Regions from separate parts of the Homo sapiens genome. Here region 1 is linked to region 2. The links are chromatin loops, found by intact Hi-C in ENCODE. Cell type or tissue: CD14-positive monocyte. All regions are shown on one strand. Each heading gives the region's core, and the rest is flanking DNA. Links, peaks and the distances in the headings are about the cores only.

The links. Peaks named below come from ENCODE experiments on the same cell type or tissue, not always from the same donor. Only the 100,000 strongest peaks of a DNase experiment are listed, where the experiment ranks them.
Region 1: it touches region 2 in a loop (2.9-fold over the local background); 21 of 110 quality-filtered maps call a loop at or near these places.

What each region holds. Positions count from the first base shown.
Region 1 is chr3:46,358,189-46,363,572 of GRCh38, forward strand. CCR2 (C-C motif chemokine receptor 2) reads left to right here. Exons shown (of 2, transcript NM_001123396.4): 2 at 1-2,752. The coding sequence ends at 422. Among named protein-coding and RNA genes, the nearest start is that of CCR2, 6.8 kb to the left of the region's middle. In CD14-positive monocyte, for the core only: a CTCF peak has its summit at 2,892; DNase peaks (open chromatin) are centred at 1,743, 2,923 and 3,393; H3K4me3 peaks cover 4,256 bases; H3K27ac peaks cover 4,825 bases.
Region 2 is chr3:46,220,507-46,225,890 of GRCh38, forward strand. It overlaps a transcript of CCR3 not described here. Among named protein-coding and RNA genes, the nearest start is that of CCR1, 15 kb to the left of the region's middle. RefSeq lists an enhancer at 1,162-1,331. In CD14-positive monocyte, for the core only: no CTCF peak of the experiment used is centred there; DNase peaks (open chromatin) are centred at 1,085, 1,645 and 2,415; H3K4me3 peaks cover 2,357 bases; H3K27ac peaks cover 3,457 bases.

The DNA.
Region 1 (5,384 bases), core at 49-5,048, 140 kb after region 2:
GCTACTCGGGAATCCTGAAAACCCTGCTTCGGTGTCGAAACGAGAAGAAGAGGCATAGGGCAGTGAGAGTCATCTTCACCATCATGATTGTTTACTTTCTCTTCTGGACTCCCTATAATATTGTCATTCTCCTGAACACCTTCCAGGAATTCTTCGGCCTGAGTAACTGTGAAAGCACCAGTCAACTGGACCAAGCCACGCAGGTGACAGAGACTCTTGGGATGACTCACTGCTGCATCAATCCCATCATCTATGCCTTCGTTGGGGAGAAGTTCAGAAGGTATCTCTCGGTGTTCTTCCGAAAGCACATCACCAAGCGCTTCTGCAAACAATGTCCAGTTTTCTACAGGGAGACAGTGGATGGAGTGACTTCAACAAACACGCCTTCCACTGGGGAGCAGGAAGTCTCGGCTGGTTTATAAAACGAGGAGCAGTTTGATTGTTGTTTATAAAGGGAGATAACAATCTGTATATAACAACAAACTTCAAGGGTTTGTTGAACAATAGAAACCTGTAAAGCAGGTGCCCAGGAACCTCAGGGCTGTGTGTACTAATACAGACTATGTCACCCAATGCATATCCAACATGTGCTCAGGGAATAATCCAGAAAAACTGTGGGTAGAGACTTTGACTCTCCAGAAAGCTCATCTCAGCTCCTGAAAAATGCCTCATTACCTTGTGCTAATCCTCTTTTTCTAGTCTTCATAATTTCTTCACTCAATCTCTGATTCTGTCAATGTCTTGAAATCAAGGGCCAGCTGGAGGTGAAGAAGAGAATGTGACAGGCACAGATGAATGGGAGTGAGGGATAGTGGGGTCAGGGCTGAGAGGAGAAGGAGGGAGACATGAGCATGGCTGAGCCTGGACAAAGACAAAGGTGAGCAAAGGGCTCACGCATTCAGCCAGGAGATGATACTGGTCCTTAGCCCCATCTGCCACGTGTATTTAACCTTGAAGGGTTCACCAGGTCAGGGAGAGTTTGGGAACTGCAATAACCTGGGAGTTTTGGTGGAGTCCGATGATTCTCTTTTGCATAAGTGCATGACATATTTTTGCTTTATTACAGTTTATCTATGGCACCCATGCACCTTACATTTGAAATCTATGAAATATCATGCTCCATTGTTCAGATGCTTCTTAGGCCACATCCCCCTGTCTAAAAATTCAGAAAATTTTTGTTTATAAAAGATGCATTATCTATGATATGCTAATATATGTATATGCAATATATATAGGCTCTTGCTTGATCTCTCCAGGAGGTAGTGATTATGAGAAGGGGGTGGAGAATGATGAGTTCCTTCACCAGGAGCAAAGGACGGGGATCGTGTGGAACCACTGCAGAACTATTTCCGAAATCAACTAAGTGGAGAGAGCCAGGAAGGCTGCATCAGAACCCAGTAAAGCTTCTTGTCTGGATCTGAGCTGGTTTGTTTTGTGCTTGCTTTTCCCTGCCTTGCCACTCCCCTCACTCTTCTCTTTTCCCCACAGCCTTTTTCACATAGCTCTTGGCTGTAGGATTGCCCCACTCCAAAAACCAGTGTGTGGAGGTCCAGGAGTGAGACCAGGAAAGAATGTGAAAGTGACTACACAAGGACTCCTCGATGGTCGTGGAAAAGGAAAGTCAATTGGCAGAGCCCCTGAAGCCAGTCTTCAGGACAAAGAAGGAGCCTAGAGACAGAAATGACAGATCTCTGCTTTGGAAATCACACGTCTGGCTTCACAGATGTGTGATTCACAGTGTGAATCTTGGTGTCTACGTTACCAGGCAGGAAGGCTGAGAGGAGAGAGACTCCAGCTGGGTTGGAAAACAGTATTTTCCAAACTACCTTCCAGTTCCTCATTTTTGAATACAGGCATAGAGTTCAGACTTTTTTTAAATAGTAAAAATAAAATTAAAGCTGAAAACTGCAACTTGTAAATGTGGTAAAGAGTTAGTTTGAGTTACTATCATGTCAAACGTGAAAATGCTGTATTAGTCACAGAGATAATTCTAGCTTTGAGCTTAAGAATTTTGAGCAGGTGGTATGTTTGGGAGACTGCTGAGTCAACCCAATAGTTGTTGATTGGCAGGAGTTGGAAGTGTGTGATCTGTGGGCACATTAGCCTATGTGCATGCAGCATCTAAGTAATGATGTCGTTTGAATCACAGTATACGCTCCATCGCTGTCATCTCAGCTGGATCTCCATTCTCTCAGGCTTGCTGCCAAAAGCCTTTTGTGTTTTGTTTTGTATCATTATGAAGTCATGCGTTTAATCACATTCGAGTGTTTCAGTGCTTCGCAGATGTCCTTGATGCTCATATTGTTCCCTATTTTGCCAGTGGGAACTCCTAAATCAAGTTGGCTTCTAATCAAAGCTTTTAAACCCTATTGGTAAAGAATGGAAGGTGGAGAAGCTCCCTGAAGTAAGCAAAGACTTTCCTCTTAGTCGAGCCAAGTTAAGAATGTTCTTATGTTGCCCAGTGTGTTTCTGATCTGATGCAAGCAAGAAACACTGGGCTTCTAGAACCAGGCAACTTGGGAACTAGACTCCCAAGCTGGACTATGGCTCTACTTTCAGGCCACATGGCTAAAGAAGGTTTCAGAAAGAAGTGGGGACAGAGCAGAACTTTCACCTTCATATATTTGTATGATCCTAATGAATGCATAAAATGTTAAGTTGATGGTGATGAAATGTAAATACTGTTTTTAACAACTATGATTTGGAAAATAAATCAATGCTATAACTATGTTGATAAAAGATTTAAAAACAACTGGCTGTTTTTTTACACTGTGGTGTGGAAGATTGTGTTGTGTTCACAACTTTTCACTTCTTCCCCTGTGTGATTACACACACCTGCCCTTGTGGTGTGACTTGCAGTGCGCCCTACAGGCCACACACCCCACGCCCTCCACCACTGGCTCTGCTGCTGGAATGTGAGCAGAAGTGACATCTGCCTCATCCAAGCGGAGCCTCTTGCTCAGCCACAGGAAGGCCCATTCCAGATCACACCCGTCAGCCCGTGCGCCCTGGTGAATGAGAAGACACAGGGAGCTGCAGCCACATATAACATGAGCAAGAAGTCTGTGTTTGCTGTGATAAGCCACTGAGTTTTAGGGGTTGTTTGTTAAGAAGCACAAAAACCGATTAAGACATGTGGTATATAGTGACTTCATATATAGAATCTGGAAAACTATCCATTTATTTTCAATCATGGAATTCAATATGACAAGCATCCCGGAGGGTCTACCTATGCCAGACTGGGTTGGAAACAGAAAGACAGATGTTAATGCCAGTGTCCTTTACACCTCCAAGTCCAGGGCCAGCTGTGGAGTGGGAGGGGTAGAGAAGGTCCTGTGCACAGTCACAGTGCGCTGTGCAGAGCAGGAACAGAGGCATCTGTGAAAAGTGCTGAGAGCCTGGAGGACAGAGTGACTAATGCAATGACAGTCTTGCATCATAGGAATAACAGCCACAGCAGGATTTTATTGCTGCCAAAGAAACTGCCATTTAAAAATTGCCAGCCATCCGGGAGGCTGAGGCAGGAGAATGGCATGAATCCAGGAGGCGGAGCTTGCAGTGAGCCGAGATCGGGCCACTGCACTCCAGCCTGGGCAACAGAGCCAGACTCCATCTCAAAAAAAAAAAAAATGCCAACCATCTCTCTTTCTAAAGTGGAATCCTCAAGTCTCGTTTATTCTGGGGACATTTGAGTAGGCTGTTCGAGTTAAGCAGGTGGAAGATGATGATCCCTCATCATCATTCTGAGGGATGAGTGTCTGAAGACTTTTTGGTAAGGAAGGGTCTTGGCATAGCCCACCCCATGCCACCTCCCTTGATCTGTGATATCCCCAGCAGCTGGGGAGGTTGGAGCATTTTGCAAAGAGGCCCCGAAGCCTCCAGAAAGTAAACCTTCAAGAGCCCATCCTTCCTTCCTCTTTTGTTTTTGCTCATTATGAAAACTTCCCTGACAAATTGAAAAGGCTTCAGGTGAGATTAGCCCACAGGAAAAACCACCAAGGGCCACCCAGAGGGGCCACACTGTGACAGAAGGAGTATGGGCTGGTGAGCTGACCTCTGGAAGACAGTGCATGAATTGAGGAGAAGAGATTGGTTCCAGGCATGGGAGGAATGAGGCTGGAAATTTCTTCAGACATTGCCACTTCGGCACTCTGTGTGTGTGTGTGTGTGTGTGTGTGTGTGTGTGTGTGTGTGTGTGTAAACAGAGTCCTGTAATGCAAGGTCCGGCCTTGGCAGCCCCAGCCTGGAGCCACAGTGAGATGTGAGCCGAGGGTTATGCTGGGAAAAACCTCTCCCTCCCAGCACCTGAAAGGCTCTGCAGGCCCAGCAGCTCAGCAAGCAAGGGTAAGGGCATGGACTAACATCTTATTTCATACTATCCCTTATAACACATCCTAATGTAATCAGCTCACAATATGAAATTATTTCATTTCTCTCCAGTCATTGTTTCAATGGGGCCTTAGGGTTGACTGGATTCTGGAGGGCCCTGCCTAGAGGAGGGGGTGCATTCTGTCCCTATGTCCCCTCCTGCTCCATCCTCCACAGCACGTGCCTAGTGGTCTACCTTGTGGGGAATTCTTGTACCTCCCTCTTCTAGGCATGGACTAGCATTGAGAAGTGGGAGAGGAGTGTTAGGAAAAAGGGCAAATATAGACATACCTTGTCTTATTGTGCTTTACAGATATTGTTTTTGTTGTTGTTGTTGTTGTTTACAAATTGAAGGTTTGTGGCAACCCTGCCTCGAGCAAGTCTATTGGTGCTGTTTTTCCAACAGCATGTGCTTGTTTTACATCTCTGTGTCACATTTTGGTAATTCTCCCAATATTTCAAACTTTGTCATTATTTCTATATCTGTTATGGTAATCTGTGATCAGTGATCTTTGATGTCACTATTGTAGTTGTTTTGGGGCACCATGAAGTGCACCCATGTAAGATGGCAAACAATCAATAAATGTTGTGTGTGTTCTGACTGCTCCATGGACTGCCTGTTCCTGAGACACAATAATGTATATATAACAATTATATATATATATATTTATAACAATTATATATATATATATATATATTTTTTTTTTGAGGCAGAGTCGCACTCTGATTGCCCAGGCTGGAGTGCAATGATGTGATTTCAGCTCACTGCAACCTCTGCCTCCCCAGGCTCAGGTGATTCTCCCACTTCAGCCTCCCAAGCTGGGACTACAGGTGTGCACCATCACACCCGGCTAATTTTTTTTTTGTATTTTTAGGAGAGACAGGGTTTTGCCATGTTGCCCAGGCTGGCCTTAAACTCCTAGACTCAAACAATCCACCTGCCTCAGCTTCCCAAAGGGCTGGGATTACAGGCATGAGCCACTGTGCCCAGCCCAAGACACAATAATATTGAAATT
Region 2 (5,384 bases), core at 245-5,244:
ACCCAGAGGAAAAGAAGTCGTTACAATGAAAAAGGCACCTGCACATGCATCTTTACAGCAGCGCAATTCACAATTGCAAAAATATGGAACCAAAGTAAATGTCCGTCAACTAACGAGTGGATAAAGAAAATGTGATATACATATACCATGGAATTCTACTCAGCCACAAAAAGGAACAAAATAATGTCATTCCCAGCAACCTGGATGGAGTTGGAGACCATTATTCCAAGTGAAGTAACTCAGGAGTGGAAAACCAAACATCCTATGGTCTCACCTATAAGTGGAAGCTATGCTGTGAGGATATAAAGGCATCAGAATGACATAATGGACTCTGGAGACTTAGACGGAAGGGTGGGAAAGAGACAAGGGATTAAAGACTACACGCTGGGTGCAGTGTACACTGCTTAGGTGATGGGGGTACCAAAATCTCAGAAATCACACCTAAGGAACTTATCCATGTAACCAAACACCACGTGTTCCCCAAAAACTATTGAAATAATAAAATAAAATGATGCACATGAAGAATTTAGCAAATAATGTAAACTCAACAAACTCTGTTATTATGGTTACCTAAACTCTGTTAGACCCACCTTCGCCTTAGTGATATTAAGTTCACAACTTGAACTTGGCCACGGAGAGTATTTACACCAAGGAAACTGGAAATTGATGCTATTATATCAGGCATGTTGTGCCTGTTTTGATTCTTCCTCCAGAAAGCTGGTTGTTAACATTTACCAGCACACCATTGCAGAGTACCTATAGGCCATGAATGTACAGGGAAGATGTTTGCATTTCTTTCATCTTAAGTCTTCAAGGACAAATGGATCTGACAACAGCAACAAATACTGTATCTGAGTTTATATAAATCTTTGGTTTCAGCAGAAATAGCTTTTACTTGAATATCTGCTCTTCCCACTAGCAGCTGGGGCCTGATTCCCTAGTTGTAGGGGTATTCCTGCACATGCAAGATGCACCCCTCACATGCCCCCCGCAGCCCAATCCTTCACAAAGAGAGGTCCTGACCTTGGCTGGGCTATGTTTCAAGTCACACAAACAGTTCAAACCACACGGCTCTGCCTGCAGTTGAGGCATCTTGAACCCAATTTGCACTTCCCTTTTCTAGACTTTTAGTCTTATTCCTGTCTTCCTTTTCCCTCTGTGGGTTATTCTGCGGGGTGGGCTATTTTGTTTTGCTTAAGCCTTCATTTTTGAGCTTGCTTTCCTCCAAGAACCCCTGGCAGGTTTCCGGTTGTTGAAATGCACATTCACTTCTTCCAAAGGATCATCCTGTGTTCTTTTGCCCCTTGCAAAGCAGACCTACCCAAGACCACTGAAGACAAAGAAGGGGGTCCATGAAGGAGTGTGTCTGGGCCCCTGACTGGCCGCCACCCCTCACTTAGCTCTGCCTGCCTTTCCTCTTCCCGTGTGCCCCCTAGTCCCTCCCCAGCCCCTCTCTTGCCACTGCTGTCCACACAATTTCCCACAGGCTTCCTCCACACAAACTGGCACTGAAGATTCCCCCTGAGGACTGGGCAGGAGCCCTGAAGGTCAGATAGGCAGGCCTCCCAGGCTGTCCCACTCTCTAGGACAATAAGGCGTGACACTCTCCACATCAAAGGACCCATGTCTGAATTCCTGTTTCAGAGCAGTGAGACAGAGGAAGCAGGACCATGTATCATGCCACACCACCAATCCATATCAACACAGCAGCCACAGAGTATGGCACACCTAGGGCATTCCTGGATGGCCATGGTGGAGGTGGGGAGATGGGGGTTTCATGGGGATAGATGAACTTCTAGCTAGACTGGGCAAGTGATGGGTCCAGTATGATAATCTGGAGAAGTTACAGGGGCTGACAGGCAGCCTGGTTGCGTTACTTTCTCTTATTTAATTTGTCGCCCTCTTGCTGCTGCCTTGCCTCTGAAGCTACCTATCAGGAAGCCCTAGGATTCTTCTTGAAGGGTACTGCCAGGCTAGTAGAGAACTCAGGAGAAAAACCTCCAGAGTCCCTTAATCTTTCAGGGCCCCACCCCACAGATCTAGTGCCCTAGGTCCTGGGCTCTAACTTCAGACATCATGCATGGCCAGGCATGCTGCGCTCCTCACCTTGTTCAAGCAACAGACAATGGCAGCACCTTGCCACAGGCAGCAAGTCCTCCAGCACACCAGACCTGGCACAGCCCTCAGATGCCAGCCATGCCACCTTGGGCATTTTTATTTACCGCTTGTCAGAACCTCAGCTTCCCCACGTTTAAAATAGTGAGAGTAATATTTCTTTCTCAGGATTGTTGCAATAATTAAATATGATTCAATATGTGTCTGGCACTTGGTAAATGTTCAGCCGATGGGAGCTACGTGGCTATTTATTTCCTCATCCTATGCCTCAGTCAAACTGGTAAACATCTGTTGAATGTCTCCTATGTGCAAGAAAATTGTCAAGAAACCCTTCATGCTAAAAAGGGGAAGGAGAAAGTATATTAAGGAAGTGCTCTAAAAACTCCCTGTCCAGGTCCAGCCCAAGTTAACACTTACAGTCTTGCATGCCAAGTTTTAAAACTCTTTTGAGGCCAGGTGTGTTGGCTCACGCCTGTAATCCTAACACTTTGGGAGGCTGAGGTGGGTGGATCATGAGGTCAGGAGTTCGAGACCAGCCTGGCCAATGTGGTGAAACCCTGTCTCTACTAAAAATACAAAAATTAGCTGGGTGTGGTGGTGGACATCTGTAATCCCAGCAGAGGGAGGAGAACTGCTTGAGCCCAGGATGTGGAGGTTGCAGTGAGCCGAGATCGTGCCACTGCACTCCAGCCTGGGTGACAGAGCAAGACTCTGTCTTGAAAACAAACAAACAAACAAATAAAATCTCTTTTGAGTCTGGGCTTACATACAGTCTAATACACAGCATTTTATATCATGTTATCTGTATTACATCTTTTCTCTCCAGCTAAATTGTAAGCTTCTCAGCTGCTGGGCCCATGCCCAATCCTTTTTCATATGTTTTCCACAGTACCCAGCACTGAGATGCATATATATAAGAGGTGGTCAGTGTAAGGACTTGCTGATTAAAGTTGATGCTTGTGTGTGTGCATGCATGTTGTGTACATGCATGCAGGTGTGTGTGTGCATGTATGTATGTGTGACTATTGATAAGTACAGTTTGACCTCTTTTATTCAGAGTGACATTATCACGTGTCACTTGTATCAATCTGTTTTCCCTTTCAGCCTGCCTCAGTTTCAGGAAGCAAGAATTCTTTTGGCTCCTGACAAAGAAGGGAGAGAGACATTTTAGATCCCATGGCTTGCCTGAAACTTGGCCACGGACAGGGTGCTGGTGCAGGTATGGGACATGGATAGAGGTACTAGAGGACAGTGGATGACTTGAGCAGGTTCAGAAACATAAGCCCAGAGGTGTCGGTAAATAGAGTCTCCATCGGGTGTGATCAGGGTGTGCCAGGAGCTGGGTAGAAAGCAGCATGAGTGCCCACAGCCAGAAACAGCTCAGGGAGAGCTCTTTCAAATAAAGGGATGCATATACAAAATCGATTAAATACTCCTGCCAGTTAATAAGAAAAGGACCAATGGCCTCTTGTTTTTTAAATAGGCAAAAGACTTGATTAGAAACTTCATAGATGAGGATATCCAAATAACTAACATGTATGTGAAAATGTGCTCTGCATCACTAATCATTTGAGAAATGCAAATTAAAACCACTGGTTTTAATGAGACGAACCAATGAGACAGCAGCACATAACCACCAGAATGGCTAAAATGAAAAAAACGCAAAACAACATCAACAAAAAACCAAACCCTGGGCCAGGCACGGTGGCTCACACCTGTAATCCCAGCACTTTGGGAGGCTGAGGCAGGCAGATTACCTGAGGCCAGGAGTTCAGGACCAGCCTGGCTAACACCAACATGGTGAAACCCCATCTCTAATAAAAATACAAAAATTAGCTGGGCACGGTGGCTCACACCTGTAATCCCAGCACTTTGGGAGGCTGAGGCGGGCAGATTACCTGAGGTGAGGAGTTTGAGATATCCTGGCCAACATGGTGAAACCCTGTCTCTACTAAAAATACAAAAATTAGCCAGGCATCGTGGCACACACCTGTAATCCCAGCTACTTGGGAGACTGAGGCAGCAGAATTGCTTGAGCCTGGGAGACGGAGGTTGCAGTGAGCCGAGATCATGCCACTGCACTCCAGCCTGGGCAACAGAGCAAGACTCTGTCAAAAAAAAAAAAAAAAAAAAAGCCATCAACAACAAAAAACAAACCCTGACAATAGACAATACCAAGTATTAAAAAGGTTATGAGGCAATGAGAACTCTCACACCATGCTGGTGCAAGTATAAATTGGTACAACCACTTGAAAAATTGTTTAGCAGTATGTAAAGCTAAACATGTGCTTTCCCTGTGACCCAGCAATTCTACTTCCAGGTAAATACCCAAGAGAAGTGCACATAAACCCAAAAGATGTGTTCAAGAATGTTGTTAGTAACTTTATTCATAATAGTCTCAAACTGATAGTCCAAAATTCTTATCAGTAGTAAAACAGATAAATTAGTCATATGAGAGAATACTATATATAGTAATATAAAAGACCAAACTATTGCTACTGCATGCTACATAACCTCATTTATAATGAATTCAATAATGGTCAAAACTGATCAGCAGTGATAGAAATAAAATAGACATGACCTCTATGGAGGTGGGTACTGACTGGGAAGAAGTGCTAGGGAACATTCTGGGGTTCTAGTAATGTCTTGACTGGTGGTTACATGGGTATGTGCACATGCAAAAACTTAAGATTTAGGCATTAACTCATTAGGCATCTTACCATCTCAATCTTTAAATCTTTGAACATTTTTTAGGTAAATTGTCCATGGCATGGTGGCACCTGCCTGTAATCCCAGCTACTCGGGATTACCCAGCTACAATTGCTGGGTTGTATTGTAAGCACGAATTTAGTTTTGTAAGAAAGTGCCATGCTCTTTTTCATAATGGCTGTATTATTTTATGTTCCCAGCTGCAAAGTATGAGTGATTCATTTTCTCTGCATCCTTGCCAGTGTTTGTTTTACTATTCTTTATTTCAGCCATTCTGATAGGTATGTAGTAACATCTCATGGTAGTTTTAATTTGCATTTCCCTAAAGACTAATGATATTGAACATCTCTGTATGTGCTTAGTGGTTATCTGTATATCCTCTTCAGTGATATGTCTGTGCATATCTTTGACCATTTTCTAATTGGAATTTTTGCTTTTTTGCTTTTGAGTTTTGAGAATGCTTTATATTCTAAACAAATATTTTGTTAGATATGTTGTTTGCATTTTTGAGTTACTTCTTGTATAAGGTGTGAGGTTTAGGCTGAGGGTCATTTTGTTTT